Regions from separate parts of the Homo sapiens genome. Here region 1 is linked to region 2. The links are chromatin loops, found by intact Hi-C in ENCODE. Cell type or tissue: prostate gland. All regions are shown on one strand. Links, peaks and the distances in the headings refer to the core of each region. The heading gives the core; the rest is flanking DNA.

Region 1 (15,866 bases), core at 2,880-10,879, 58 kb after region 2:
CCTCATCCTCAGGCCGGGGGCACCCAGGGCAGCCTGAGCAGGGAGAAGTTGCCCCGGCAGCCTCCTGTCTCCTTTCGAGGGACTGGTGGCGCCTTCCTGCCCCCTCCAACATGGACTCAGGGTCTTCGCTTCAAAGTGCTGAGCCGGGGCCTGGGAATTCCCACACACCCACCCCCGCCACCCCTGCCTCACCTGGCGGTTGCCTCAGAACCAGAAGCCACACAAATATGCCGCCGAGCCGGTGGGGCGGCTTTCCTGTCAGCGGCTGCCCTGAGAGGGCCAGATCTCCATTATTCATGGTCCTTCGGTGAGTGACACCCACCCCCTAACCTTGAGGGATTTTCGAGAATGCTGGCTGGAGGGCTCTGGGTACCCTGCTCAGGCTGGAAAAGGCTTCCCCTTCACACACTGGCTGGTTTCTCCAGTCGGCCCCCAACAAGCTGTGGGTGGCTTCAGGAAGCCCCTCCCTGGCCAGGCGAGGTAATGTTGGGAGACCGACAAGGCAACCAAACCCTATGCCCAAGATTCTTGACCTTTTGGGGAGGTCCCAGACCTCTCTGAGAGTCTGAGAAATTGAATAGATCCTTTCTCTAGAAAAATTCTCTACAAATTTTTACTGTAATGTCAGAAGCTTTTGAGTCCATTCCTCAGTTCCATATGGGTCCTCAGACCTTGGTTAAGGGCAATGGAACCCCCAACACCAAAGCGCTGAAATTGCCAAAATTATAGCCCTGGCAGCAGGAAACTCCACTAGAATCTCAACACATAGAAGATACTGGGAACATTCTGGTGAATGAACGTGTTCCCCACCAGCTGTGATGTGAGTGGTGAGCAGGCAGGACTCCCTGGAGTCTGGCCTCCACCACAAACAACTTTGGGACTTGAAGCTTTATTTATTCACTCAATGCTTCTTTTTGGTTTTGATTTTGGTTGGGTTGTTTTTGTTTTTGTGTTTTGTTTTTCTGGGATGGGAATCTCACGATGTTGCCCAGGCTGGAGTGCAGTGGCTATTCACAGATGTGACCACAGCACACTACAGCCTCGAACTCCTGGGCTTCAGCCATCCTCCCGGCTTAGCCTCCTGAGTGGCTGGGATTACAGGCTGCACTACCACACCTGGCTTCAGTGGTTGTTACTGCCTACAGACTTTGTGCCAGGCATGGCCATATGATGAGGATATAAAATAGATGTATAGACACATTTTCTGCCTTCATGTTGCTTATAGTCTAGGGTGAACGAGAAAATTAATTGAACACCTAAGTACATATGTAATTCTATGAAGTGGCCAGGGATTATGACTAAACCCCTAGGGCTTCAGTTTCCTCATCTATAAAATGAAGATAACTATAGTTACTTGCTAGTCTTTCTATGAGGATGAAATGAGACCACTTATGTTAAGCACTGAGCGTGGAGCCTGCACAAGAGGGAGCTACAGAAGGCATGGCGTGTGAGTGAGGCTGGTCAGCAGACAGAAGTGAGCCTGGCCACTCTGTGATGGCAGAGCCTTGGCAAAAACCAGGCCACTACCATCTTGACCAGCCTGGATGCTGGGGCTGGAAGGGTAGCCATTTTAGAGGCAGCCTCCAGGCCATGAACATCACTAGGCAGCAGCCAAGCCCTGTATGAATGGGGAGCAAGTGGTCAGAGTAGGAGGAGGCCAAAGCTGACCCTTTGAATGGCCAAGTTGAAGCAGGGGACTGGAATGACTTCTCAGCAGGGGTGGGTTTTAAGATCTGTGCCAATTTCTACTTCTGGCTACAGTAGACTAGCTTATATATCACACCAACTTTGCCACCAACCGAAAAAAGAGATAAAATACATTTTTAAAATTTGAATCTAGAAAGATGAGCTTAACATTTGGCCCTACTTTTCCCCTAAGCAGTAGCATGAAGTTCAGAATGTGAGCAGGAAGTGGAGACTGAGGTTTTTGCAACCTCCTGGAGTTAGAGAAAGAGGAAAGGGGAGAACTCAAGCATCTCCAAGTGGAGAGATGGCTTGTTTAGAAAAAAAAAAAACTGTCAGTTAGGACCCTTGAAGCACAAATCAGAAATAGGTCAGCCCTCACAAAGGTTGAAGTGCAGCTTCAAACAAACTTAATCCCACATGGGATTAAAGTGCGCTGCCTCTACTCTATCTCCCTTCCAGAGTCAAGAGTAAATCCTCTCTGGATTATTCAGAGCCTCAAATTATCTCTACAATCCTTCCATATACCATGTCTGGAAGTCAATAACATTTACCAGGCATGACAGGAGATAAGATCATATGACTGAAACTAAGAGGTGGAAAAAAAACACAGCTAATAGGAATAAACCTGAAGGAGATCCAGATATTATTATTTAAAATAGCAGACTTTAAAATAATTGTGATTGATATGTTCAAAAAAATTGGAGAGATAAATAATTTAAGGAGAACTGGAAACTCCTAAAGGTTATCAAATGGAAGTTCTAGGCAAATACAAAATACTACAAAAAATAATCATCATCATAATTAACAAGCAATGAATGGGTTTAACAGCAGATTAGATGTCACTAATAGAAGATTAGTGAACTGGAAAACAGGTCAGTATAAAATATTGAGCAATGAAGCACAATGAGAAAATCTGATAAAAAATAAAATCAGGGGCCAGGCACGGTGGCTCACACGTGTGGTCCCAATAGTTTGGGAGGCCGAGGCGGGTGGATCACCTGAGGTCAGGAGTTCGAGACCAGCCTGGCCAACATAGTGAAACCCCATCTCTACTAAAAATACAAAAATTAGCCAGGTGTGGAGGCAGGTGCCTGTAATCCCAACTACTCAGCAGGCTGAGGCAGGAGAATCACTTGAACCTGGGAGGTGGAGGTTACAGTGAGCCAAGATCGTGCCATTGCACTCCAGCCTAGGTGACACAGCAAAATTCTGTGTTAATAAATAAATAAATTAATTAATTAATTAAATCCGGGCACAAAAAGAGAATAACATTTTTAAATCCCTTAATTTACCCCCATAAAACACGGTATAAATGGTTTTGTATGGGGTGGGTGCGATGGCTTACACCTGTAATCCCAGCATTTTGGGAGGCTGAGGCAGGCTGATCACTTGAGCCCAGGGGTTCAAGACTAGTCTGGGCTCACTTGTCTCTACAAAAAACATAAAAATTAGCCAAGCATGGTGGTGTATGCCTGTAGTCCAGCTACTTGGAAGGCTAAGGTGGAAGGATCACCTAAGCCTAGGAGGTCAAGGCTGCAGTGAGCATGACTGTGCCACTGCACTCTAGCCTGGGCAACAGAGTAAGACCCTATCCAAAAATAAAATAAAGTAAAGTAAAAGGTTTCATATGTACAATATAGTATAGTGTTTGTATGTGAGCATAATATGGGATAATGGACAGTATGTAATAAAGACTACATATGCAAATTTACTTATGGCATTATTACATTAAAAATAAGGAGCTGGAAGTTTCATGCATTAAATGTAAATTTGATGAGACTCCATGGTGTATGAGACTCAGGGAGAGAATGGGCTTTGGAGGCCACTGCCCTGATCTGAAACGTGAGTAGGAGCCTCTGAGTAGTGGATTCTTCCTCATGCTCCTTGATCCACGGCACATGGGTGATCTCCCATTCCCCGCTGTGGCTCTCACCCCACTGACTGCTATGATCAGGCCCTGGCCTTCTTTCCATTCCTTAACCTGCTAATCTCTTTCCTGCTTCAAGGCCTTTTTACACACTGTTCCATGTGCCTGGATGCACTTGTCCATGCCCTTCTCACACCTACTTCTGCTCAGCCCTCAGGTCTCAGTTTATGTATCGCACCCTGTGTTTAGTGTATCCCCCCTTCACAGCAATGACTACATTAAGCAGTAATTTTATTTGTTTGTTTCCTTATCTCTCTTCTATGAATTGCCTCTGCTACTTAAAACAGCTCCTATAGAGCCCCGAATATTATCATCACCATTAGTTTGAGACTAGAAGTGCCAACACTCAGTCATTCACTCGCAAAATGCTTGTTGAGCATGTACTCTGTGCCAGGCGAGGTGAAGACACTGGGGCTACAGGAGGAACAAAACAGACAAACATTCTACTCTCATAGATCTGGAAGAGACAGACATAAACAAACATTAGACTTGTCAGGGGGTGCTGAGTGCAGCTAGGCAACTGCAAAAAGGATGTAGAGGATGAAAAAGAAGGAGAGGCCAGGTGTGGTGGCTCACGCCTGTAATCCCAGCACTCTGGGAGGCCAAGGTGGGTGGATCACCTGAAGTCAGGAGTTCGAGACCAGCCTGGCCAACATGGTGAAACCCCATATCTACTAAAAATGCAAAAAACTAGCCAGGTGTGGTGGCGGGCGCCTATAGTCCCAGCTACTCAGGAGGCCGATACAGGAGAATCGCTTGAACCCAGGAGGCGGAGGTTGCAAGTGAGCCGAGATCATGCCACTGCACTCCAGCCTGGGTGACAGAGCAAAACTCCATCTCAAAAAAAAAAAAAAAAAAAAAGGAGAGGTGCCACTTTATATGGAAGAGCCATCAAGACCTTGCCTATAAGGGGGCATTTAAGCAAAATGTTGATGGAAAGGATAATCCTAGCCATGAGGATTTCTGAGGGAGGAGCCTTCTGGAGCTTCAGAAGGGGATTTGTTATGCTTGGAAAAGTAGGAGATTGTGTTTGTGTTGATTTGGTTTCCAAAACAAATTGTCTCTTGTGATTTAATAATATAAATCAAAAGCCTTAAAATATGTGTACTCTTTGACCTACAAGTCCACTTAGGAATTCAGCCACAGGGAAAACAATGTACACATATATTTATGTATAAGGATATTGACTAAATAGGGAAGATAAAAAATATGGAAAGAATACAGATGTCCAACATTAAGGAAGTGGTTAAGTAAATTAAGATCATCCATACAATGGAACACTGTGCAATTATTAAAAAGATTTAGAAGAATATCTGAAGATGTAGGAAAATGTTCATCACCAATTGTTAGATAGTGATCTGTATCTATCCAAGTATCATTTCGAGAAGAAAAAATATATGTGTAGGAAACTTCAAATGCATACACATCAAAAGTTGACAGCAGTTATTAACAAGTGATAGAATTATGGTTAATTTCTGCCTTTTCTTTCTTTATGCTTTTCCATTGTCAGAAGTTTTTGTATTGAGTGCATACCTTGTTAACGTTGTAATTTTAAAATATTACTTAGTAAAGCTAACTGTCCCTAATATATATTCATTTATGCACGAAGAGGTATGTATTGAGTGCCTATTTGGTGCCAGGTGCCAGGATAATAATTTTCTAGTGATAATGAACAAGTAAATAAACCCACTAAGCCACTCTCATCCTTTGATAAGTGCCAGGAATGGGCCTGGGGGAAGGGGTGAAGGTCTGCAGGCTTCCACTTGGATGGTGGAAAGACAGAGGCTCCAGGGAGTTGTGAGGGTATTCTGGAGGCCAGAGAAGGAAGCTGTGCTTCCCTTTCCTGGGTGAAGTCAGAGGCCTGGCCAACAGTGAGTGGCAGGGGGTGAGAGGTTTCAGGAAAGTGTGAAGCCTTGAGGGACAGCAGATCCCTGCCACGCACACCAGCCTTGCCAGGCAGCAAGGACCCCACTTCGAGGTTGTGATCATGCACAGAAGGGGACCCGATCAGCCCGGCCACAGGGGTTTCTCCAGCAAAGTTCAGCTCTTGGGGGAAATAGCTGAGTTCAACTAAGGTTGAGATTCCCCAAATAGACACAGGAGAAGGAGGAAAGAGGAGCCAAAAATGGTGAGGCTGGAAAACTGTCACGACTGAAAGTCAATGTCTAGAGTTAGAGACCTGGGAAGGAAGGAGGGGTGGTCAGAGAAAGAGAAGCTTGACATCAGGGTTCAGAGGTGGTGCAGTTTCTGGTGGTGATGAGGGTACGGTATGACCCTGGGACTGTGTGACAGGATGAGGTGGCCAGAAGTGAGGTCGCCAAGGGACTGAGACATGGACAGTAGTCCCCTATGTGGAAAGTCCCAAGATGCTAGTGACAGAGCCAGCCTCCCAAGAGATGGAGGAGAGTGGCCAGGAAGTTAGGAAGTAACAGCAAGGAGGGGACAGAGAGAGTGTGTGGCCTGGGGCAGGGTGGTGGGTGAGCTTCGGAAAGAGCTGGGGGTTCCAAAAAAAGAGGGAGGAGAGATGCTGGAAGTACCAGTGGGAGCAGAAATGGCACCCAACCACGTGTTGGTTCTGAGATAGATGCAGAGTAGAGAAAACCAACCTCCACTGGGAAGGTTTCAGGGAAAGCACTGTCCTCGAGGGAGCGCCTCGGGTGAACACCCAGCACCATGGAGGCGAGCCACAGGGCCTTGGGGGCCACCGAGACCAAAGAAGAACTTAAGTTCTGCAACAGACTCAGAGAGATCCGCCCCAGGGCACAGCACCCAGGCCTCCTGCCTTCCAGTAGGGGCTCTCAGCCCTGCCTCCCAGGAGGAGAAGAGGCATGGCGGAGCGGGGGGGCCTTCTGCCTGACTCCAGAGGCACTGCTGGACCCCACAGAGGCTGAGCATGGCCTCCTGACTCACTGGCCCTAGATGACAGAACATTCCCTTTCCCAAACATTCCATTGTGTTTTAATGCAGTGCTGGACTTGTTAAAAGAGTAAATTTAGCTTTTATGGGAAGAGGCAGCCGGGCTTGGTCAGGGAGGCTAAGGCGGGCCAGGGGTGCCATGGCAACCCCCAGCCTCCCAAGATGGGCCTGAGAAGACGCCTCCTGGCCCCGGCACCTCCCCACTTTCCTTACCTGCCACCACCTTCCCTTGCCACCTCTCATCGTCCCTGTGAGAGGTGAAGGCAGGATGGGGTGAGGGAGAGGGGCTGGCAGGGAGAACAGGAACCCCAGGTCCCACCAGCAGTGAGACTGCATGAGGACAGCCCACTGCTCCTCCCTGGGCCTCATCTGTGAAGCGGGTAAAATTCAGGGAAGAATACTTTGCTCAGAGGGTGTTGTGAGGCCTTCAAGAAATGCTCACCCCCTTCACATACCCTAAAGGGCAGACCAGACAAAAGCAGGGCTGAGACTCCCAACAGAGCAGGGAGAAGAGGACCCGATGAAGTCCCAGGCCCCGGGCAGCCGCGGGGGAGCGTGGGTAGGTAGGATGCTCTTTTGTCCATGGTGAGTGTCCTCCTGACTCCAGCACTCCTTGGTTTGCTCAGTCCTGATTCTAGGGCCAGTCAGGGCTCAGCATGAGGGGCCCAAGAGTCCTAGGATTCCAGAGCCTCAGAGGGAGCTCAGAGGAGTGTTACGTGTTAGCCAGGGTGCCCAGATGCCCCCACAAGATGGGATCATGCATGCAAGGATTTTGTTAGGGGAAACTAGGTAAAAGAATATGGGGAAGGAGATGGCAAAGTCTGGGTGAGCCCTTACAGCTGGGGGCACATGGGGCCTGAAAGTTAAAGACTGGGCCAGGCACGGTGGCTCACACCTGTAATCTCAGAACTTTGGGAGGCTGAGGTGGGCAGATCACTTGAGGTCAGGAGTTTGAGACCGGCCTGGCCAACATGGTGAAACCTCATCTCTACTAAAATACAAAAAATTAGCAGGTGTGGTGGCACGCGCCTGTAATCCCAGCTGCTCCAGAGGCTGAGGCAGGAGAATTGGTTGAACCCAGGAGGTGGAGGAGGCAGTGAGTCGAGACTGTGCCACTGCACTCCAGCCAGGGTAACAGAGCAAGACTCTGTCTCAAAAAAAAAAAAAGAAAGAAAGAAAGAAAGAAAGAAAGAAGAAAAGAAAGAAAGTGAAAGACCAAGGAGGAAAGGCCAGGTGAAAGTATCCTAGACCGCTGAGATCTAAGGAAGGTGGGCAAGTCCACCTAGAGTCATTGAGCCAAAGCCAGCCCCTGGGAGTCTGGTGTTTTCCAGCAACCAGCCTGCCTCAGTGTCCCTGCCAGGCTGAACAGCAGCCTGTGGGCTGGGATCAGCCTGCAGGACACACAGCCAGGGGGCCCCTCAATCAGTTCTGTTCCCGTGCTTAGTCAGAAGATGCCCATCCAACATCTCCTCCTTTTCCTGCAGGGCCACAGGCAGCAAGATCAGCCTCTCTGTGCCTCCCTTTCCTTGGCAACAAGGCACCCACCTCAGAGGGAAGGAGTGAGGAGTCTGTCACTACTAGCGGAGAGCAACTCACAGGGCCTAGTTAGTAGGTTTGCACGTGGGGGGTCCCCCTTACTCCTGAGGTTGACACACACAGGAGTTCTCAACTAGGGAAAGAAACGAGCCCCTGCATCTGCTGCTGCTGGCAGGGGGACACACAGACCTCTCCCCTTCTCCCATCTCTTCTCCTCCTTTCTTACTACCCCTCTTCACCATTTCCTATCAGAGCATCTCCCAGACTGGCAGCCACCTCCTCTGGGAAGCCTTCCTGGCCTTCAGCCACACAGCCCTCTCCCTCCTTGGAATCCCACCACCCAGGAAGGTACCTCAGTGGTTTCAATGCCTCATCCCTGCTCAGCGTTGAGCTCCTGAGAGGCCTGTCCTGCCTTCTACCTCCCTGAGCACTGGCAGAGCACACAGAAGTCCCTGGATTGATGGGCAAGTCCTCGGAATGCCAAGCCAGCCATTGGGCACAGCCTGCTGCGGTGGGGGCAGGGAGAGATTATTTATAGGCCCTGATTCTATTAATTAAGTTCATTGCCTGCCTCGTCTGCTTCCTGAGCCTGTGTAAGTGTTCCAGTCTGCCCTTTGTACGCACATGACCTCAGAGCAGGTGAGCAGGACTGGAAGGTGAACTGAGGGCCAGGCGCTTAACCCAACTAGCGGCATCTCCAGGCCGCGACATCAGGCGTAGGGACTCGACTCTCCCACCTGAGGTCATGAGGCCTGGGGAGACAGGCCCCACCTCTCTAAAACATCTGCCCTTGCCGGAATGAGATGAGGGTTAGGCTGCTGGACAGTGGGCCCTACTTTCAGGATGAGGTGAGAACCCCACCTCTCCCATCCTCTTCCTGTGGGAATAGGGCCAGGGCACACGCATGGTGCTCCTGGAGCAGAGGGCCCCAGGGGAGCCCTTCCTCCCCCACAAGGAGCCGCAGGCCTGGGCTACAGGGACAGCACCTCATGCTTTGTAGTTCCTTTTCACATCTGTCACCATGCAGGCCCTGAGACACTCCTGGGAGAAGGAGACAATACTATTGTTCCCACAGTGCAGAAAAGGAAGCCGGAGCGCAGAGAGGGGAAGTGTTTAATCCAAAGGCACAGTTACTAGGAGATTTGCACCAAGCTTGGAATCCTAGGCTCCTTCTGCTGCCCGCCACCTGCCGGGAGAGGCAGGACGGGGCTGCTCGCCGGCACCCCTTTCCCTCCCGGCAGCCCCGCACGCACGGCTTTCCTCTGGGCCTGTTTCCTCAGGTGTGAAATGCTGGTGGCAGCACCTACCTTACAGGCATGCTGTGAGGCTGGCACAGAGGGGGCTGTCATAGAGAGGGACATCCGCACCTTCCCAGTAAGAAGACCTCTCTCCGCCCCCCTTCTCCTGAGAAGCTCTGTCCTCCCCTCAGCCTGTCCAGCCCCCCAGCAAGGGGTCAAGTCCTGGGCTGCAGGGTGGAAGTAGAGCTGTTCTTCCAGCAACCCCATCACCCAGCTAGGAACCCCCAGCACACACACAGGCGTGTTTGAGCACACTAGCTGCATTCAGGGCTGCTGAACAGGTGTGGCCCACAATTGAACGTGTGCTGAGCCCTTTGTTCCATGTTCTGGGGAGAATCAGGTTCACAACTGTCTTAGCCCCTTGTGTGCTGCTGTCACAGAACACCTGGGAGTAGGGGATTTATAAGGAACAGAAACGTGTCCTCACAGTTCTGGAGACTGGGAAGTCCAAGATCAAGGTGCTGGCGGGTTAGGGCCTGGTTTCTCTGCTCCCAAGACGGTGCCTTGAACACTGCATCATCTGGAGGGGAGGAATGCCGTGTCCTCACATGGCAGAAGAGCAGAAGAGAGGGGGAGCCCACTCCCACAAGCCCTTTTTATAGCGGCATTAATAACACATGAGTTTTGGAGGCGGCAAAAACATTCAAACCATGGCAACAACCAACCCATTGACCTGCTGTGCCCTCAAGCAGGGCCTCTGCTCCACTCCCAAGGCCCCCAGCATCCCTGCCATGCCCCCTCACCTTTCCCCACAACCTGGGTTCTCTGACCTAGCCAGGTACAAATGGCTTGGTCTTTTCCCAAGGCCACAGCCGTCGGATAAATGCACCTCTATGGAAACAGAAGTATGTTTTTCAGGGAGGCCTGACCTGAAGACAAACTAAGTCTTTTCCTCCTTTCTTCTCCAGGGAGAGTCTGCCTCTCCCTGCCTGTGTGACCTTGGGCAAATCACTTCCCCTCTCTGGGCACAAGGAGTGCTGTCCACAAGCTCCCTGCCCCTGTAAAGAAAAGCTGGGGGCTTGGTTTGGGAGTCCTGGAGGGGGTTGGGAGGGCCTTTCCAGGTCTCTGAAAGCCAATTTCTTCCTTCTGTCAAGGGAGGGGGTGTGAGCCCTCTCCAAGGCCCTAGGGGCCCCTGCATTCCAAGCCATCTCAGCCCTAAGATCCGTGTGGACCAGAGGCAGTGGGAGAGGGGAGGATGGGCGGCCTGGCCTGAGAACTGCATGGCTTGCCAGCTCCCTCCTGCTTTAGCAGGGCCGGCCTCCCGGGGGAGGGGCTGCCATCTGACCCGCTGGCTCTCTCCAGCTGGCGGGAGGCGTCTCGGGCGTTGGTTCCCAGGCAAGGTCAGCAGGGCCCATCCATCACCGTGGCCTCCCTGCTCCCCATCAACCCACCTGCCGCGCACTCTGCACCCTGCTCCTGCTGCCTTCCTGGGGCCCGACCTCCCCAACTCCATCCGAGCCTCCCCACATGAGGCCCAGCCTGGGAACAGTCCCAGAGGGCCCCCCGAACTGTGACATCTACAGGTTGGGTCACCCCTCGTGCCTATTTCCTGGACCACCTGGACCACTGCCACCCACTCCACCCAGAGAATGTGGGCCTCAAACAGCCACAGTGGTTTGGCTCTCCTGGACCCTCCTTGGCTCTCCCTGTAGTAACAAAGTCCCCAAAGAGGACTTTGTTTGCCTCAAAGCATCCACCCAGCCTGGCTGGGTCCTTCTGCCATGCACTGAGCTGCTCCAGCGGCATTAACATAGAATCAATGAAGCCCAATTACGCCTGGTTTCAGCGCAGCCGCCCCTCCTGCTTGCCCCTTTTTCCTGGCCACTTCTTATTCCTGCAGGGTCTCAGGCACCCTAACTGCCGGCCTCCCCCTCTCTGCCCTGCCAGCAGCTCCAGATCCCAGAAAGCCCTGCTGGGGCCCTGCTGTGTCTCAGTTTCCCCAGTGTCTGCCACTCATTGCTTGTTGAATGAATGTGTGAGTGAGTGCATGAATAAGTAAACCAATGAAGGGGGACATTTGCATCTCAACAGTTTTGGCACAAGGCCTAGGCCCTAATAGAAAGAGACTGCAGTAAGCCTCAAGTCAAAGTAATGAAACACCAGGGAACTGAGTGGACCAGGACTGGCAGGGCACTGAGACATTTGTGGGGCGTGGGGTGGTGAACAGTGGCCTTGGGTCTGGGTGGGGGGCACGCCACAGGGTTGAGACACTTAGTTTCCAGACCCAAAACTACTTGTAGTTAGGCATCGGGTATGTGCCGCAGAAGTTCCGAGTCTGCGTAGAATGTAGCCTTGGGAACCATCGGGGCAGCGTGCCTCTCCTCACAGGGGGCTAGGAACCATGTTTTCATTTTTTCCCACCAGTAACCCTGTAAGGCAGACCTGCCTATCTCCATTTTACAAATGAAAGAATTGAGGCTCAGAAAAGTTACTCTACCCAGGAGCACTCGGTGAGAATGTGGTTGAGTCAGGATTTGAACCCCAGGTCTCACCTCACTCCAAAGCCATTCCTCTTTCTCCTGAGCCTCATTGCCTTCTGCCTCAAATACAGTCCTCCTACTTCTGGCTTCTCCCAGTGACCCTGAGGGCAGTGAGAAGTGGCTGAATGTGGCCACCGAGTCTGTGGTCACCCTCCAGAGGAGATCTGAAAGGGCCAAGCTCTCTGACCAGCCCCCTGAAGCTGTCTCTACCTTGGCCAGCCCAGGGCCCTGTGACCTTCCCAGTCAGATGCATAGAAGATCCCCAGCTGGCAGTCAGGAGGCCCAGGTCCTCATCTCAGCTTGGCTGCCTGCTAGCTCTGAGCCCTTCCAGCTCTGCTGTCTCTTGAAACCATGACAACACATTTGCAGGTACAGACAGAAGACAGACAGACAAGGCCAGGCGTAGTGGCTCATGCCTGTAATCCCAGCACTTTGGGAGGCTGAGGTGGGCTGATCACTTGAGGTCAGGAGTTCAAGGCCAGCCTGGCCAATATGGTGAAACCCTATCTCTACTAAAAATATAAAAATTAGCTGGGCGTGGCGGCAGGTGCCTGTAATCCCAGCTACTTGGGAAGCTGAGGCAGGAAAATTGCTTGAACCTAGGAGGCAGAGGTTGCAGTGAGCCGAGATCACACCACTGCACTCCAGCCTGGGGGACAAGAGCAAACTATCTCAATAAAATAAAATAAAATAAAATAAAATAAAATAAAATAAAATAAAATAAAATAAAATAAAATAAAATAAAATAAAATAAAATAAGACAGACACACACACACACACATACACACTTTCCTTCTGGGCCAGTTAGGGTTGCCATTTTCTTAGCTACCCAAACTCAGCCCAATTATGTGGCAAAAAAAAGTGGTCTCTGGGCACCAAAGGACACCTTCCCAACCCAGAAGTCTCAGCCTGGCACACCCTCAGGTAGTGACCCCAGGTCACCATGAATTCTGGAAAGCTCATGTCTCTCAAGCCAATTCTAAACTTTTGAATTTCACCTCATTCCTTCATTCATTGACCATCTCCTGAGCATCTTCTATACCCAAGACTCCAGGCAGGGAGGCAGAGGACCTAAAGCCAGGACTCTGCCTTCCCAAGCTCCCCGCATGGGAGGAGGGGGCAGGAGGCCGGCAGTCTGGAGTCAGATCGCCTGGCTTCAAACCCCGGCTCTGTGAGACCTGGGGAGTCCACCTAACCTCACTGGGCTACAGCATCCTCATTTGCAGAGCTAACACTTACATTTTACTTCATTTCAATATAAATGGTTTTAAAATTTTTAATGAGATCATGAACATAAAGTATCTTCCCCCAGACCTAGCGTGTCATGAGTGGTCAATACAGGTTGGTCATCAGCAGGTGAACACGGCAGGGGAATGGGCCCCAGGGCGGCCACCCATCAGGGCCCAGCAGAGCAGGGACAGGGCTGGAAGGACCCTGGCACTGTGTCTATGAAGGGTGCTGAAGAAGGCCCCATCGTGGAGGGCAGGCTGGGACAATGACCACTCAGAAAGGCACAGCTGGGAGTGTCCTGCACCTGGGCCCTGACTCCCTCGTGCACACTCTGACGTTCAATCCCCGCTGGATCCACTGACTGAGGCTCTGGAGCTCCCTGGGGCTCTCTGAGGGCTGCTCTCCCATCAGGAACATGCATTGACCTCACCTCCTCCAGCCAGACTCTCACGGGTAAGAGAGGCACAAAGCCATGTGCACACACACAGGGCTGGGCGCCCGTGAGGAGGTGGGCCCTGATTTGGCAGGTGTGCATGAGGCCCCCTCCACACATGCATGCTGGTGCGGGTGCCAGCACGGCCACAGTGGAGGGTAAGAACACACTTCCAGGCGGCACTGCCAGCCCTCGCCGTGTTCCAGCTTGTTGACACCGTGATGGCATAATTACAGTTTCAATCGCAGATTAATAATAAGTCATTTTTGCAAACGAGGAGGCAGGTCTGCACTGGAAAGGGCCCCAAAGGGCCTGTCGCCTCTGCTATCTGAGGCTGCTGGCCGCCGTTTGATGTTTTCTGCCGAGTAGAGACTTTTCTAAGGACTATCATAATAACAACAACCACCCAGGTAATAATATCCTTTCATATCCCTGCCTGCCCCTTTCCTATCCATGGCCTTCTGATGGATGGAGGTGATGATGGAGTTTGCTTCAGAGATGGTATCTGGCGTGTGTGTATGTGTGTGTGTGTGTAAGAGGTGCCTGTGTTAAGATCTAAGTGCAAATGCTCAGTCACGCTGATGTGTGTCTGAGATGTCTGGGTGTGAGCATTGTGTATGTTTGGAAGTATGTGTGTGTTTCCACGTGTCTTTAGCAGTGCCAGGAGGGTCCCATCCCCGACAGAGACCGAAGCCCCTCGCCTCTCCCTTCTTCACCCTTAGGGGGACTGTGCTGGAAGATGGGGGTGGGGGACAGAGGTGCTCCCAAAGAGAGCTTTGGGGTGCAGCAGGGATCCTGGCAGGGACCAGGACAGCCCGGCTCCCTCTGGGGCTCCCAGGTAGGGCTGAGAACCTGCCCTCATGGCTCTGTTCCGAGAGGGGTTGGCGAGGAGCTAATAATAACAACAGTGACAATAACAACCACGTCCGTGTGTTCTGAGCTTTCTTTTCTTCTATTCTCTTTTATCTTTGTGATCTCTTTTGATCCCCAGTACCTCCCTGAAGGGAGGGCGGGCAGGCCTCTTGACTCCCACTGGCCCCAGTGGAAACCGGGGCTCAAGAGGAGGGGACCTGCTCAAGGGGACGCACAGTGGGTGAGAGACGTCTCCTTGGTCAGATCCCAGACGCCCTGTGTGCTGGCCTGGAGTTCTAGCCCTCCTCCAGCCTCCTACAGGGCTCCACCTGACCCTTCACGCTCTCTATAGCTGCCTGGGCCCCAGGCCAAGGGGCAAGCAGGGTTCAAAAGACCAATTCATGTTTTCCAAATTCCCTTTGAAGCCGAAAGGATGCCTGCGCCCATGGGATTACAGTGTGGCTCTGCAGGCTGGACTCCGGAGAGCTGCACAACCTCGGGCCAGCCTCTCTAGGCCTGGCCCCGCACCCCTGCTTCAAGGCAGACCAGTCACGCTCATGCAGCTGGGACCTGGCTCCCTCATAGGACGGCGACTCAGTGAGCTCATTCCCCATGGCCAAGCCTGCTGCAGGTGGTTTTAACAGCCCTGTGGGTGTGGTCCCGCCCAGGCCGGCTGCCCGCCTGGCACCCTGGGCAAGAGCAAAGGGCCCCAGAGGAGGCGAGTGGCCAAGATGAAGGCCAGGAGAAGGTGCTCACACACACTTGGCCTCCTGCTGTCCAGCCCCGCCCCATCCCCGTTGAGCCCCTGGCTCTGTCTTGGGTCCCAGTTACCTTGCATCTGACAGTCAGGCCTGGTGTTTGCTTCACTAGCAAAGGGGCCGCCATGCTTTCCTCCTGTTGAGCTGCCTGACTGCCGCAGGCAGTTAAAGCAATTGGAGGCAGCGTCTAATTACGCCCAGGTGGAGGGCCCTGGGAGGCAGGTGGGAACCATCGCTGATAGAACAAATAGAACAGGCCCATTTCTCAGCTAGGGAGACTGAGGCGGAGCATCCCTCAGTGATGGAGGATGAGTCAGGACCAGTGCTTGCCCTGAGCAGCCCCTCTGCTTGGCCCCTGCCCTGGGGCTGGGAGGCGGGAGTAGGAACCCAAGCCCAAGCCCTGCTTAAAGGGCCCACCAGGCTGGGCGTGGTGGCTCACACCTGTAATCCCAGCTTTTTGGGAGACCGAGGCAGGCAAATCACCTGAGGTCAGGAGTTCAAGACCAGCCTGGCCAACATGGTAAAACTCCGTCACTACTAAAAATACAAAAATTAGCCAGGCATGGTGGCGCCCGCCTGTAATCCCAGCTACTCGGGGGGCTGAGACAGGAGATGTACTTGAACCTGGAAGACAGAGGTTGCAGTGAACCAAGATCATGCCATTGTACTCCAGCCTGGGCGACAGAGCAAGACTCCATCTCAAAAAAATAAAATAAAATAACAAATAAAGGGCCACCCCAGAGCCCCTTC
Region 2 (15,866 bases), core at 5,249-13,248:
CTCTGCAGGGGCTACCAGGACACAAGGAGGAACAGCCTCCTGAGAATCAAAGGACCAGGACAGAAAAGTGTCCTGGGTTTGGCAACAAGCAGGTCACGGGCCCTGGGTGTCAGCGGAGGTGAGGACAGGAGTGTGGACACGTCTTTCGAGAAGTTTTTCTGTGAATGGCAGCAGGGAAGGAGAGCTGTGGGGTCAAGGGGCATCTTTATGGTTTTGAAAGAAAGACAATAATAGAGCAATTTAAGAGAAGGGAGGGAGTGTATTTATGAGTGTTTTTGAAGCATCCGTTTATAGAACAATAGCATGCTCATTCCAGACAAGCACAGAGCACACAGTTCTCTCTCGGGTGTTTTGTAAACCCATGAGCCTCTGCCACTCCATGTACCCAAACCACATTTCTTAACAAATGCACTTGAAATCAGATTTGTTTCGCAGATTCAGACAATGGCCTCTCCTGACTTTGTTTCACTCTCAAAGTGCCTTGAGCTCAGAATGCAGCTCCAGGAGGGCTGGCAGCTCTGCTTTTTGCACCCTTTGGAATGACATGGAGGCTAGGAGCGGGCCTGCGTGGCCTCTTGGGTCCTCCCATCCTTGCCTGCATTGCCCTGTGCCCTGGACAACCCACCTCGAGACAGGGAGCAGCACTGTTCTAGGGCAGTGACCTGAATTGCCCCAACACGTTCCCTCTGCGTGATCTGGACACCTCCTGGTGTTGTCGTCACCTGCTCCTCCGAGAGGGAGGCAAGGCTGTAGCCGAGCGCCGGCCCTGGCTGCTGGGACACTTTTAACACCGCCTGAGGTAGTGCAAATATTCCAGTGTGAGATCCGGAGGTGCCAGGAGATGTGTGCAGACAAGAACAAAGAGCCACGCCTAACGCACACTTGTTGGATGCATTCAAATTTTCGGGCCAGTTTGACAAACACAGACCCATCCAATGCTCATGGTAAACTTGAAGAATAAATAAATCACCTATGGTCTTCTCCAATTTGTAAAAGAAGAGGGCAGAGCCCCATGTACCAAGCTAACTAGGGCCGGGCTGCAGCAGGGTTCACATCCTGGCTCTGTTGTTCATCAACTGCACCACGTTGGGAAGCATTTACCTGCTTTGAGCTTTGGCTTCCTCATCTGTAAATGGTGCTCATGCTGCTTTCTCTGCAAGGTGCAGGGAGGGTGGCAAGGCATGGAGAGACAGCTAAGTGCACTAGGGACAACGAGGCCGGAGGATGGAAGGAAGTGCCCGGGGCACGGCGTCTGGCAGAGAGCTAGTTGTCATCTAGGCTGATGGGGCCTAGGGGCTGAGCACATGCCTAATCTTAAAGGGCTACTTGGGCTGAGTGTCCTGCCCAGGGACAAACAGCTGGTCCATGCCAGAGCTGGTCTGGAGCTCCTGAACTCCAGGTAGGGCTCTTTCCAGGAGAAATCTTGGCTTCCCTAAAACTGGGCCAAAAGAAAAGATGGGGACTTAAAGGGGTGCCCTACGGATCTCAACAATCCTTGTGAACAGCCTGTTGCCTTTCGCAGCTCCGTAGGGACCCCTGAATTCTTCAAGCCATTTGCTGCCTCATAACCAGGCTTGACCTACATCCCTAAAGCAGGTTGAGCCGGCTTATGGAAGTTTCCAGAGCCAAAGGCACAGCTGCAGCCCCCTCCATGCTGGAAAAGCTTAGGCTTTCCCCCTGGGGCCATGTAGATGTCTGACCCCAAATCCACAGCACCCACTTTGCCCTGAGATCCCCCCAACTCCCAGAACCACCCGCAGGCCCACATTTCCAGCTGCCCACTACACCTGTCCCAGGTCATACCTCAGGACCCTCCAAAAGGATGTGGTCAGAACTGCACCCCAAGACCCCCTGCTCAGTGCAGCTCTCATGCAGGCCCCCACCCATGCTGCCTGCCTCCCTGCAGCCAGGTAGCAGCCCCAGAACCCACGCCACGGCCTTTCCGCTGTCAAGTCACTCACTCCATCCCCTGCGTCTGTACCCCCGGGGCTCCCCTGCAGTGCTTTCCTTGCTGCTTCTGAGTAAAACCCAAACCCACAGGCCATCTCTGAGTGAAGGGTCTTGCTGAGGGTGAGGACAAACCCAAGGGATAGATGCAAAGTCCTCACCATCCAGCCCGTCTGGGGGTCCTTGTGCTCACAGAGGCCCCCTTCATTCTGAGGTCCAAGCTTACTCGGTCCCCACGCTCCTTTAGCTCAAGCATGTGCTTAGTCCCCAGGCGCCTCAGCCTGGAGGACACCCAGCTCTCTGGGAGTCCCTGGGGACATCCTTTCACACCCTGACCTCATCAAATTAACCATTCTTTAAGTTACTCAAGCTTGAAACTTTGGAGTCATCTCTGCCTCTCTGTCTTCCTGTCCCTGACACTTCTTCCTAGGCCCAGTTTGAAGTCACCTTTTCTGTGTGGCACCCCCTCAGCACACCAACAGCTTCCTCCTAAGGGACCTGGAAGTGTCCTCTGTCCTTACTGCTCCATCCTCACCCCAGCCTCTTCACGTTGCCTTGTAGTAGTGTTCAGTAACGGTAGCAGCACATCTCACTGCATGGACGCCTCCATCTCAATCGAGTGCCTCGTGTGTTCTTTTCTCTTTTAACTCAGACAGCACTTTGAAGATTATCATCCCCATTTTTCAGAGGAGAGCAGAGAGGTCAGGCAACTTGCTCAGGGCCACACAGCCACCAAGCGGTAGAATCAGTCCTGGAATCCAGATCTGACCACCCCATTTCACTGCCTTGCAGGCAGAGCAGGGGCTACTCTGTTTGTTTTCTTGGTGCATAACTCAGCACCTATATGGTAGGATCCCAGTAGATCTTGGTGGAATTGATTCCATTTTTGCCCCAACTAACATGCCAATCAGAGATCCTTCTTCCAGAGATGAAAAAGAAGAATTTTCAATGTGTGCTTTTCTTGTTTAAGAACAAATAGTTTCTGCCGAGGTGGTTTTCAAAGTGATTGAAGAAGATTATTGGTCATCTGTAGCTGCAGGAGTCTCCTTGCTCTGCTATTTACAACTCATATTTGCTTAGCAAGCTCCTTTTTATTTTTTAAATATTTTTGAATTTCTATTTTTAGTTTTACTGTGGTAAGGATACTGAATATGGATCTACCCTCTTCACAGGTTTCTAAGGATAAAGTACAGTATTGTATCCATAGCCATAATGTTGTGCAGATCTCCAGAACATATGCATCTTGCATAACTTAAACTTTCACCCATTGATTAGCGACTCCCCATCTGCACTTCCCCCTAGCCTCTGGCAACCACTATTCGTTGCTTCTTTGAATTTGACTATTTTAGATACCTCATGTAAATGGAATTATGCAGTATTCGTTCTTCTGTGACTGGCTTATTTCATTTAGTAATGTCATCAGAGTTCATCCATGTTGTTGTATATTGCAGTTTCCTTCTTTGTAAAGGCTGAATAGTATTCCATCGTATGTATATACCACTTTAAAATTTTTTTCTTGGAGGTTAATATTTGTACATATTTATGGGGTACATGTGATATTTTGTTACATGCATAGAATGTGTAATGATCAGGTCAGGGAATTTAGGATATCCATCACCTCGAGTATTTATCATTTCTATGTCTTAGGGACATTTCAAGTCCTCTCTTCTAGCTATTTTGAAATATATAATGCATTGTTGTTAACCATAGTCACCCTACTGTGCTATCAAACATTAGAGCTGATTCCATCTAACTGTATGTTTGTACCCATTACCCAACCACTCTTCATCTCCCCACCCCCACCCCCAACACACACACACACACACACACACACACACACACATTGTTTTATCCATTTATCTGCTGATGGACATTTGGGTTGTTTCCGTGTCTTGGCTTATTGTGAATAGAGCTGCAATGAACATGAGAGTGCTATATCTCTTCAAAATCCTGATTCAAGCTCTTTTGGATAAATACTCAGAAGCGGGATTGCTGGATCATATGGCAGCTCTATTTTTAAGTTTTTGAGGACCCTCCATTTTGTTTTCCACAGCAGATGCACCATTTTGCATTTCTACCAACAGTGTACAAGGGTTCTAATTTCTCTCCATCCTTACCAGTTTGTCTTTTGTTTTTTTTGCTCACAGCCATTCTAACAGGTATGAGGTGATATCTCATTGTGGCTTTAATTAATTTGCATTTCCCTGATGATTAATGACATTGAGCATCTTTTCATATACCTGCTGGCCATTTTCCATGTCTTCTTTGGAGAAAGGTCTATTCCAATTCTTAGACTAGTTTTAAATTGAGTTATTAGGTTTTTTGCCATTGAGTTTTAGGAGTTCCTTATATATTTTGGACATTAACTCTTTATCAGATGTATGGTTTGCAAATATTTTCTCCTGTTCCATACTTTGTCTTTCTCTCTGCTGATTATTTCCTTTGCTGTGCAGAAGCATTTTAGTTTGATGCAATCCTACTTGTCTATTTTTGCTTTTGTTGCCTGTGCTTTTGGAGTCATATCCAAAAAAAAAAAAGTGTCCAGACCAACGTCAAGATGCTTTTTCTTTATGTTTTCTTCTAGTAGTTTTACAGTTTCAGGTCTTATATTTAAGTCTTCAATCCATTTTGAGTTGATTTTTGTATATGGTATGAAATAAGAGTATAATTTCTTCTTCGTGTGGATATCCAGTCTTCCCAAGACCGTTTATTGAAGAGACTGTCTTTTCCCCATTGTGTGTTCTTGGCACCTTTGTTGAAGATCAGTCGACTGTAAATGTGTGGATTTATTTTTCGACTCTCTATTTTGTTTCATTGGTCTATATGCCTGTTTTCATACCAGTACCATACTGTTTTGATTGCTGTAGCTTCGGGATACATTTTGAAATTAGGAAGTGTGATTGCCTCAAGCTTTGTTCTTCTTCACTCAAGATTGCTTTGGCTATTTGGGCTCTTTTATATTTCCAAGTGAATCTTAGAATTGTTTTCTATACTTCTGTTTTTAAAATGCCCCTGGGATTTTGATAGGGATTGCATTGAATCTGCAGATTGCTTTGAATAGTGTGAACATTTTCACAATATTAAATCTTCCAATCAAAGATCAGGAATAACACAAGGATCCCCACTCTTACCACTCCTATTCAACATAGTACTGGAAATCCTAGCCAGAACAATTAGACAAGAAAAGGAAATAAAAAGCATCCAAATCTGAAAGGAAGACATAAAATTGTCTCTGTTTGTAGATGACATGATCTTATATATAGAAAATCCTAAAGACTCCACACACACACACACACACACACACACACACACACACAAACTGCTAGAACTAATAAATGAATTCAGTAAATTTGCAAAAAACATAATCAACATACAAAAATCCTTTCTATTTCTGTGCACTATCTGAAGAGGAAATTAGGAAAACAATCTTACAATTGCATCCAAAAGAAATACTTAGGAATAGAGTCAACCAAAGAAGTAAAAAACTTGTACACTGAAAACTATAACATATTATTTTAAGACATGAAAAAAGACACAAACAAATGGAAAAACATCCCATGAGCATTTTATAATAGCATTCTAAGGACCTCTTTCTCCTGCCCAGGTCCTCAGCCTAACTGTGACTATGAGGGCTGCACACACAGGAGGGGTGCAATTATTGTTTATGGCCTGAGCAAAGGGTTGTCATCTCCCCATCAGCTGGTATCTCTGAGCCAACATGCCAGGCTGTGGGTCTGGCTTGTCTAGAGCCTTCATTCCCTGACCCTACAATGCTCTCCACCTCCTCCGCCTCTCCGTGCCTCTGTGATCCCGTGGTGTTGTTGTGAGGCTCTTCTAGGTTATCATTGAATGCCTCTCTCTGAGCCCCTTACTTAAAGTCCTTTGTTGAAAATTTCTCTGGCAGGGGAATTTTCTTTTCTCTCCTTTTTTTTTTTGTTTTGTTTTTTGATTTTTTCTGAGACAGAGTTTCACTCTTGTCGCCCAGGCTGGAGTGCAGTGGTGCAACCTCTGCCCACTGCAACCTTCTTCGCCTCCCGGGTTCAAGCGATTCTTCTGCCTCAGCCTCTCAAGGAGCTGGGATTACAGACGTCCGCCACCACGCCCAGCTAATTTTTTGTATTTTTGGTAGAGACGGGGTTTCGCCATGTTGGCCAGGCTAGTCTCAAACTCCTGACCTCAGGTGATCTGGCCACCTCGGCCTCCCAAAGTGCTGAGATTACAGGCGTGAGCCACTGCACCCAGCCAAGCAGGGGAATTTTCAACAAAGTTCCATGCGCCTGTTTTCCTCCACTTCCTCTCATCCTCTCTCTCCCCTGAACATCCCACCTTTCTTCTCTCCATCCAATCCCCCCAGCTCATCCCTACCCATAATTCCAACCCTCCTGTCTCTTTGGAGTCCAGCAGCCATAGCCAGAGGTCAGGAGTGGAGTAAAGGAGGAAGGCAGGGCGCTTTCTGCCAGGAATCTCCCATCTCTCTGTACCCACCTCCTGATCCCCACCAACCTCTCCCTCTGGTTGCCCCCTGGCTCTTCTCCCCTCCAGGCCCCAGAAATCCCATCTGCCCCTCCCTGCCCTTTCCAAGGGAAGGGCAGGGAGAGGGCAGATGCCTCTGAGGGGTGTCTCTGAGGGGTGCCCCCAAGGGACACAACTGGCTGCGCTCCTAGAGGAGGTGGGCAGGCACAGGCCAGGGAGGAGAACACAGAGGCCAGCAAGTCAGGCTTCTCAGGAAATGAAATTGCTCTGTGCAACAATGAGAGAGCCACTTTTTAAACTTTTTGCGTGAGTGTGCATTCAATTGCTCACATTGTTTTGGCTCCAGGGGAAATCTGACCTCGGAAAAGGCTGAGATGAAGCGGGTGTGGGTGGAGAGCCTCTGCTATTTCACAGAGTCAAGCAACACATTCTTCAGAGGCACCTTTCCAGGCGGACCATTCCTCCTTTCCCAAGAGCAGGGCATTCAGCTACCCAGCAGAGGCCAGGGCAGGACCCACTTTGGCCAGAAGTGACCAAGATAGTCTGTTCCCCAGGGGTAACAATGAACTCTGATGGGGAGCAGAGATTTGCTGGCTGGATCCATGGGGAATTATCTTCAGCCCTGCAACTTGAGAAGCTTTTACTACATTACAAACTCTCAGACCCCTTCTTCAACCAATTAAACCAAACTTCCTGAAAATGGGGTTTGCTCGGCAGGGATATGTAAGCTTTCCAAATGATTCTAATGTCCGGCCAAGGTTAAGGAACATAGTCTCAGCATCCTAGGTGCATTCAGTGAGCATCCACTGACCAGCCAAAAACCCTTGGGTGAGGGGCATAGCCTTAGGAGCCAGAGAGACCTGAGTTTGAATCCCAGCTGTGCCACTTACTAGCCGTGGGACTTTAACCTCATTCTTCCGTCTTTTGAAACCTCGATTTTCTTATCTGTAGCATAGGAATGAGAATAATACTCATCCTGTGGCTTTGTTTTCAGGCTTAAAATAAGCGAGGTGTTTCTGTGAAGCAAGTGGCATATGACAGCCTTGCAGGGAACTGTCAGTTTGTGTGTTGCTGTTGAATACAAACCGTGTTCCAGGCATGGCTCAAGAGAAAAAAAATCGCAACACAGTCAGCCCCAGAAAGTGAGGTCCATTCTCCCAACGGGGCATCCAAGGCCTCCATAAGCAAACACAACCCCTTTCTCCAGCCAAACTGCTCCACTTGTATTTCCATAGGTGGCCTTGCATTCCTCCCACCATGAGAACAATCTTTCTCCTCTTCTTGCCTGGCTCTTGCCCACCTTCAGGGCCGGGCTCACTTCCCACCGCCTCCTCACCCTGCCTGGATTCATTCCTCTTACAACATCCTATAGAACTAATGTCCACCCGGGGCTGTCAACGTCTGTCTCCAGATATGCTCTTTGCCAGGTGGCTGTATTAATGCCTTGTGACCCTTTCTTGGTTGCTTTTAAATCATTTCAGTCTTTCGTTGCTACCTGGGGACAGGCTAGGTCTCATCTGTCATGGAACCCCGGCTGCATGTTGCTCGGAGTCTGTGCTCATTCAACAAGCAATGATTTAGTTTGAGACAATGCTTCTTATTGAACTGCGAAGTTTCCTAGTAGTACCAGAAGGAGGGATATAAGTTGTGATCCTTCAGCGAAGAGCTTGCAATCCTCCTGAAATTAAGCAGCCATGAACACTTATGATGGATTGTAAGCTGGATGAATGTGGGGAAATGGAATGGGGAAGGAGGTGGGGAGCCGCCGGGGACAAAGGGCAGGGGAGCTGGGGCTTAAGGGAAAGTGGATTGTGGACAGGCATGGGGGAAATGGGGAAAGCCTCCAGGAAGGAGCCTTTGAGCCAAGGCGTGGGGGCCAGAATAAGCATGGCCCATCTGGGTGGTAAAGAGAGGGCCCGATGAGCGAGCCGTGGCCAGCTCCGGCTCTCACCAGAGGTGTTCTAGTGAATGCAGGATGACTCCAAGAACCTTGGAAAGGTTTTAAGCCAGAAAGCAACACCATGGAAGGAACAAAGGAGCATTCCTTTATTCATTCAACAAACAATGAGAAAAATGCTACTTCCTTATTAAACTGGAAAGTCTCCTGGACACATTGCTTGCTAGAAATGTGCTGAGATAACAAAGTCAACTAAATCTGGAGCAGTCTCTAGCCAGAGGAGCCCACGGGTAACTCAGTGCCCGGAGGAGTGCAGTGCTCCAAATAAAGCGTGGGCAGGAGAGGGAAGGTGGGAGCCCAGATGGAGGAAGAGGCGAGGAGGCAGGAGAGCCACCTCAAAGGGCATCCCGGCAGAGAGCAACTCCCCAGCTCCTGATTGCCTTTAAATTTGTTCTGACTGTAACGGTCAAACAAAAAGACTTAGCAGGAAGTGAAGGGCTAGAATGCAGCTTGAAAAATCAGGAGAACCTTTCTGCATGAACAGTTTATTCCAGCCCTAATCTTAGGCACAGACCCCGCCTGGAATGTTCCTCTGAGAATGTAGCCTTCCTAGGGCCAGGTACCCAGCCCCTGGGCACTGGCTTAGCATCGGAGTCCCTGCAGGGCCAGCAGCTGCTGCTATGAATACCCCAGCTTAAGCGACCATTCCTGTAACCTCCGCCGAAATAACTTCCCACCCGCTTTGTCCCCTCCAGAGCTTTCGTTCCCCTCTTCCGCTCAGCACACACAGTGAAGTTAACTCAGCGGGGTGACGCCGACCTACCCAGACCCCCACGCCCCAAACATACACACATAAACACACGGAAGCGGCCCCATCTGAAGCTGCCTGGATCCTTGACCTCCTCAAGATAGAACTGGAGTCTCCCACCCACCCCACCTCCACTCCCGACCCTCTCCCCAGCCCCCACCCTTTGACTGTTCTGCTTCCTTAGCCAGACTCTGCAAACTGAAATGTGAAATTTGAAGCCAGTGTTCCCCTTAGCAACCATGGTAACACAGGATCTGATAGAGAGCCTAGAGTTATAAAAATACCAGCTTCCACCAGACACTGGTTTCCAAAGGGAAACCAGTCTCCAAGCCAGAACCGTTTTTAAACAGTCTTAAAACTCAAGAGATTTCTAAACCAATCTCAACATGGCTCAGGAGGACATCTCTTTAATCCTGTTTTGGAAGGTGGTGTGGGTGCAAGCTTTGGGTATTTTCTCTGAAATACAGAGATTCAGAATGCATGTGCTCACGGGGGAATTAACTAGCCTTATGAAGGGTATATAGCAGGGAGCAGTTTTTCCTAATAAACATCAACTATTTGGCATTTTTTCATAGATTGAGCTGCCCTGCTGACCCCCAGTGAAATCTTCCTTCCAGTTCCCTCCCGGGGAGTCCTCAGCTCCATCCATCCTCCTAATTAGGGAGAGAGAATGATTTCGCCTATCTCCCCTTGCTTGAAAACAATTTAAATTCACAAAACCATTTTCCAGCCGGAATTCTACTTTAAGGCTTAGGTAGGGAGGTAAGAGATGGTGATGTCAAAACTTTTCTGCTCAGGACCAACAAGAAAAGTCCTACATCCCTGTCCCCAGCCCTTTCTCTCCCCACAGACGCACCCTCGGGCATGGGCCCAGCACGAGCTATAAATCCCTGTTCTCTGCGTTCCCTGCAGAGGGCACAAGCCTGGCGAGTGGGGGCAGTGAGGGCAGTAGGGGGACTCTCCCCAGGGGAGGGGCACCTTCCCAGCCCCCAGCCCCGCCTTCGCAGCCCTGGACGGCTTGCCCTCCCATCTCCTTCCCCCGCCTGCTCCTCCTCCTCCCTCTTATCTCCTGGGGCCATGCCTTGTAATTTTGAAAAATCTTCTGACTGGGTAATTAATGTCTGAACTTCAAGAGGCCCCTGCTATCTGCAGAGCTGAGCTGAAGGTGGGAGGGGACCGGCAGCTGCTGAAGGCTTGGAGGAGGGAGGGGGTGCAGATTATTTTTTCTGAGCTGTTTAATGGACGGGACTGGGGAGGATAGAATCGTACCTTGCCAGAGTTGTGGGTACAAGATGTATATGTACACAGGCACAAGCATCCGTCTAGATTTTTAAATCCTTTGGGGTAATCCTTTGGGGTTAAAATCACACAGTAGGATGCCCTCCTGCTCACACACCCTCACCGTCCCTTAGCAGTTTCCCAGCAGGTGGATGGCAGCAAACACTAGGGGAGCCAGGCTGGGGGACTTTCTGAGTGCAGGTCTGGTTGGGAGGACTGGTTGGGAGGGAGGGACAGTGACTTACACATTTCAGAGATCATAAACCGGGCACTGGGGGTGCAAAAAATGGCCATCAGTTACTCCAGGTAACTCAGAAGTCAAAATATAAGCCTGCCTGTTTCCCACCTTAAGGGAGGATCCAGGCAACTCTGCAGACGTCTGCAGAGCCCCCCGACCTCCGTGCTTCCCAGAGTGGGCCCCCGCCTTGCCCAGCCTCCGTGCTCCAGCACAGGTGCCCTCCATCTAGCAGTTGGGGTGCCGAGTGCTGGACCCACTGCTAGGCCCTGGGCATAAGCACGCTGGGGTCCCTGTCCTCACAGAGCTGCTGTCTCCTGGGGAGAGGAGGAGCAAACGGTGCCCTGCACTAAGAGCCGAGGGTGAATAAAGCACACACAGCTCTCCAGGACCCCTGTGGATCTTTCTCCAACCGACTCCAGCTCTCAGGACCTGTAGCTCAAATTAGCATTGATGATATCCACCTGCTGCCATTCTTGCCTTCAGATGTGAATGATGTTTAGGGAACTAACTTTTCTCCTCCCTTCTGTCCACCTCAAGACCAAGCCAGGCTCCAGCTCCTTCTTGATGGCTCTGCTCTCATTGCCGCCAGCACTGAACTGTAGGTCAGAGTGTGGGCGGGGCCAGGCCTTTTGAGAAAGAACCTCCAGGATCAGCCTTCTCTTGTAGCCAGGAAGAGGAGGGGAATGCTAGGGGAAGAAGGTGGGTTTCGGAGGCAGACAGTCTTCTGCAGCTTACCCTCTCTGGCCCTTGGGTAGATGTGTTAATTATTTTTGTTTGTTTGTTTGTGTTTTGAGACAGTGTCTCGCTCTGTCACCCAGGCTGGAGTGCAGTGATGTGATCTTGGCTCACTACAACCTCCGCCTGCCAGAGTCAAGGATTCTCCTGCCTCAGCCTCCTGAGTAGCCGGGATTACAGGCGTGTGCCACCACACCCAGCTAATTTTAGTATTTTTAGTAGAGACGGGGTTTCACTATGTTGGCCAGGCTGATCTCAAACTCCTGACCTCAGGTGATCCGCCCACCTTGGCCTCCCAAGGTGCTGGGATTACAGGCTACAGGCGTGAACCACCGCGCCCGGCCAGATTTGTTGATTATAAATTGACTTCCTCCCTTCCCTGTAGCTCACTGTCTGAGAGGTACACCACCCCCAAAAAACAAAGACATGAAATAAAAGGATGGGTTCACAGCATATTTTATATTGTATAAACTGAAGTGCTGCTTACTGGGAAAAAATGTGGAAGAACACAGTAGAATAAGGCTCAGGACCTTGGTTCACTCTCTGGGAGAAGGCCCTTCTTCTAGGTGCCTGTCCAGGGCTCTGCTCAGAAGTCAGTTTCTCAGACCCCCCCCCGACCACGCCCCAGCCTGTCCCCCCACCACTGTCCCCAGCCTGACTGCCTTCTCTTCATTGCCCTACTAGTGCCTGGCTTGGAGTTTTCTTTGTTAATCGCTTATTTTCTGTCTCTCAACTAGCATGGAAACTCTCTCAAGGCAGGGAACGTGTCTATTCACAGCTGTATCCCTGTGCCTAGAATAGTGCCTGGTATATAGCAGGTCCTCAGTAGATACTTATTGACTGAATTAAGGAAGTAGAGTGCCTAGACTGAGCAAAGCCAGAGACAATAGTCAGCCCTTCTAGAATTCATCTGGAATGATTTCTCAGTGGAGATAAATCCAGAACCCTTGAAGGGGCAATGTGAGTGAGCAGAGTGGGGCTGGCTGGTAGTGGTCCCTGGAGATGAGCTCAGAACGGGAAAGGGAAAAGAAACACCCCCCATCACCCCAGCAAGCAAGCCCAAAAGGGGCATTTGTGCCCACACTGTGAGTGAACCAGTGCAAACAGTGCTCTCAGCCTGCGAAGCTGCCTCTGTTCTGTCCCTGCCTTTGGTTAAGTGGCCTTTTCTCAACAACCCTCCACCGAGCTTCATATGAGATTCAGTCTGTCCAAAGTCAGAATCCCACAAACCACAATCTTTAGGAGAAGTCAGGAGGAGCTTCTAGCAAAGCTCCCTGGACCAAGAGCCCATGGGGAAGGGATTGTTGTGGGGGCCTGGGCACCTGCTGTACACTGTGACAGCGCTCAGCAGGGCCCTCCTCACTGCCCCTCCCATGAGGAACGGAGGAAGTTAGGAGTATGTGCAGGGGGCACGAAGGGTGGGAGAATGGAGTGGGTGGGAAAGGACACCCACAGTCACAGACCTTGAAGATGACGGAAACCTTGACAATTACAGCAGAATTCACCTATGGAGCAACATGGCCAGTAACAATATAACGTGAGCCACGTGTAATTTTACATGGCCTAGTAGCCACATTTTAAAAAACTGAAAAGGGAACAGGTGAAATTAATTTTATGCTGTCTAATATATCCAAATAATCACCATTTTAACGTGTAATCAATATTAAAAAGTACCAATGAGATATTTTTTACGTTCTTCTCTTTTGGTACGAAGTCTTTGAAATCCAGTCTGTAGTTTACACTGAAAGCAGCTCTCAATTTGGACTCAGGCACATTTGAAGTGCCCAAGACCACATGTGGCCTGTGGCTATTACGCTGGACCAGGCGGTCTGGAGGCAGCTTCTGGAATCCTCAGGCTTTTGGAGCAGTTCTGGACCCCTAAAGTAACTGGATTCCCAAAGTCTCAAAAGTACTTTTCATAGCCTCTCATAGCACCAGGCAGCAAAGGGGCACCATGAATACTAAAACCTCAAGCTCACAGCCAGTGTGCGTGTGGGGGCTGCCTGGCTGGAGAGCTCCCTGCAGGGTCTGGAAAACGTGGTCCTTCTTTTTTTTTTTTTTTTAAGACAGGGTCTCCCTTTGTCACCTAGGCTGGAATGCAGTGGCACAATCAGGACTCACTGCAGCCTCAACCTCCCAGGCTCAAACAATCATCCCACCTCAGCCCCCCAAGTAGTTGGGACTCCAGGTGTGCACCACCACCCCCGGCTAATTTTTTGTATTTTTAGTAGAGACGGGGTTTGCCATGTGGCCCAGGCTGGTCTCAAACTCCTGGGCTCAAGCAATCCCGCCTCAGCCTCCCAAAGTGCTAAAGAGGGGGAAAAGGTAGGAAAGAAGAAACACATAGAAAGGGAAGAGAAGGGCTGTGGCAGGGGTGGCCAGTTGCGTGACAGGGATAAGAGAATCCACGGATAGGGACACAGTGCTGGGCAGGGCTGGGCAGCTGCCACCCTCTCCTCACAGCAGCTCGACAGAAATCGTGGCCGAGTGTGTGGAAGGCACAATTAGCTCATTCTTGCATTGCCCCTTGATTACACAGGACTACCATTTCTGTAATTAAGACCTTCTCCCTTACTCAGAAGTATTGAAACATGAAAGTATTTGCTGAATCTGGTTTCCCAGGGTTAAAAGCCAGACTTAGGAAACGCAAACACACTTGTGGAAATGCAAACACACATTCAGTAATTAATTATCCTTTAATTAAGGCCAAAACCCTGCTGAAAACAATTAGCTCTAGAAATTGAACAGTAGGTACAGCTCCACTTTTTGCTGATTGTTCTTTCCTGATAGTCAGGAAGTGCTGAGTCTGGGGGGCGGAGGTGGTAGGGAATGAATTAGTCTGCCGCTTTTGGTCTGGACTGGACCAAGCTCTACTTTTTTTGGAAATGTTAGTCAGAGGAGAGTTTGAGGTGTGGGGAAGGGCAAAGAGGATGTGGTTTGGGCAAGGGGAGGCGAGAGGCTGCCCCAGGCTTGGATGCATGCCATGGGAAGTCTCAGAAGCTCCTGCTGGCCACACAGAGGTGGCTTGCCTGGCTGGAGTGGAGGGCGTGGGCCAGGGATTAGCTGACTGGAAAGCAATTAGATGAGGTGCGGCTGGCTGGGAAAATACCTGGAATCCCAGGGCCAGAGTTGAGACTTGCTTGGCTAACGCTGCAGGCGGGAGGCCTCGTGGGGCCTGGGGAGTGGAAGTGCCCACCAGTGAGGGTGGGAGGGTAGCCGTGTGGGCTGCGAGTCTTGGATGCCTCTTGCTGATGCGGAGAAGTGGATGAGTACAGATAGTGTGGGCTCGGAGGTCCTGCAGCCCTCTGGGAAAGATGCCCTCTTTCCCATTTCCTCTCTCTAAATGCCCCCCTGCCCCCGCCGCCCTCCACCTCTCCTCAGACTCCTTGGACGTTCCTAAAGCCTGCCTAGTCCCATCAGATCACCTCACCCCTTTCCTAGGTAGGAAGATGTAGGTGCACAGTGTCCCCCTTCCGGGGACTTTCACATTTTGAAAGGAGGGGTGGGGAGAGAAAAATGTGTGCCCCAAAGGAACAAAAAGGGTGCTTGGGATTTGGGAGGGGTAGGGAAGGTCACTGGCGCCACCAAACTCTCCCCAGAAAACACCTGCATGCTTAAAAGCTTACCTAGAACCCCCGAAGCCTGGCCTCTGGATGGGGGGCTTCCCAGGTAAGAGCCCCTGCTCTAGAAGTGGAATGTTAGGTTTTCATACAGGCAAGAGGGAAGGTCTTTATTGGTCAGAGGGGCCTTCCAGATCACCCTCAAAGCAACTGTGCAAAAGATTCCAAATGTTGGCCCAGCGCAGAGCAGGACTCTCTCAGATTCCAAAAGCCCCTGACAGCTCATTTTTTCCCCAGAAGGGACCCCAGCTCTTGCACAAACCCCTTCTCTCCCCTTCCCCCTCCTTTCCCCTCCCCTCCCCTCCCGTTCTCTTCCTTTCCCTTCTCTCTGTAGATGAGGGTCGGCAAATGTCTGGTATGAAGGGCCAGATAGTAAATATTTTAGGCTCTGCAGGCCAAGAGGCAAAGCCGAGTTTAACCACATCCCTGCGAGGTGTAGGGCGTGAGCAGCAGCATGTAACCAGGAGAGCAAGCGCCTCCACTCTGTCTTCATAGCGGAAAAAGCAGCCGTAGACGATATGCAAATGACTGAGAGTGACTGTGTGCCAACGAAACCTTATTTATGGACACTGAGATTTGAATTTCATATAATTTGTATATGTCACAAAATATTCTTTGATTTTTTTCCCCAACTACTGAAAAATGGAAAAAACTATTCTTAGCTCATGGGCCATAAAAAGCAGGCCATGGCCAGATTTGGCCGGTGGACTATAGTTCGCCCCTCCCTGATCCCGCTGTGTGGTTCTCAAGTGGGAAACGCTCCTCTCCTCCAGATGGTTTCAATGCACATTAAAGTTTGAGAGCCACTGTCATAAAGGAGAATTTGCAGTTTCCCAGGTGATGCTGATGCCGTCATTAGGGGGATCCCAC

Evidence for each region. Hi-C counts contacts between places; a loop is a spot of excess contacts. Peaks named below come from ENCODE experiments on the same cell type or tissue, not always from the same donor. Only the 100,000 strongest peaks of a DNase experiment are listed, where the experiment ranks them.
Region 1: it touches region 2 in a loop (1.9-fold over the local background); 7 of 110 quality-filtered maps call a loop at or near these places.

Annotation. Positions count from the first base shown.
Region 1 is chr18:48,878,986-48,894,851 of GRCh38, forward strand. No RefSeq gene overlaps it. Among named protein-coding and RNA genes, the nearest start is that of CTIF-AS1, 45 kb to the left of the region's middle. RefSeq lists enhancers at 14,168-14,677, 15,186-15,693. In prostate gland, for the core only: no CTCF peak of the experiment used is centred there; a DNase peak (open chromatin) is centred at 6,516; H3K27ac peaks cover 1,433 bases.
Region 2 is chr18:48,818,751-48,834,616 of GRCh38, forward strand. The region is part of intron 10 of CTIF (cap binding complex dependent translation initiation factor); the gene reads left to right. It overlaps CTIF-AS1 (CTIF antisense RNA 1), which reads right to left. Exons shown (of 3, transcript XR_935449.3): 3 at 1-15,866. Among named protein-coding and RNA genes, the nearest start is that of CTIF-AS1, 15 kb to the right of the region's middle. RefSeq lists enhancers at 2,166-2,415, 2,516-2,585, 13,924-14,587 and a silencer at 14,188-14,482. In prostate gland, for the core only: no CTCF peak of the experiment used is centred there; DNase peaks (open chromatin) are centred at 9,359 and 10,040; H3K4me3 peaks cover 613 bases; H3K27ac peaks cover 2,312 bases.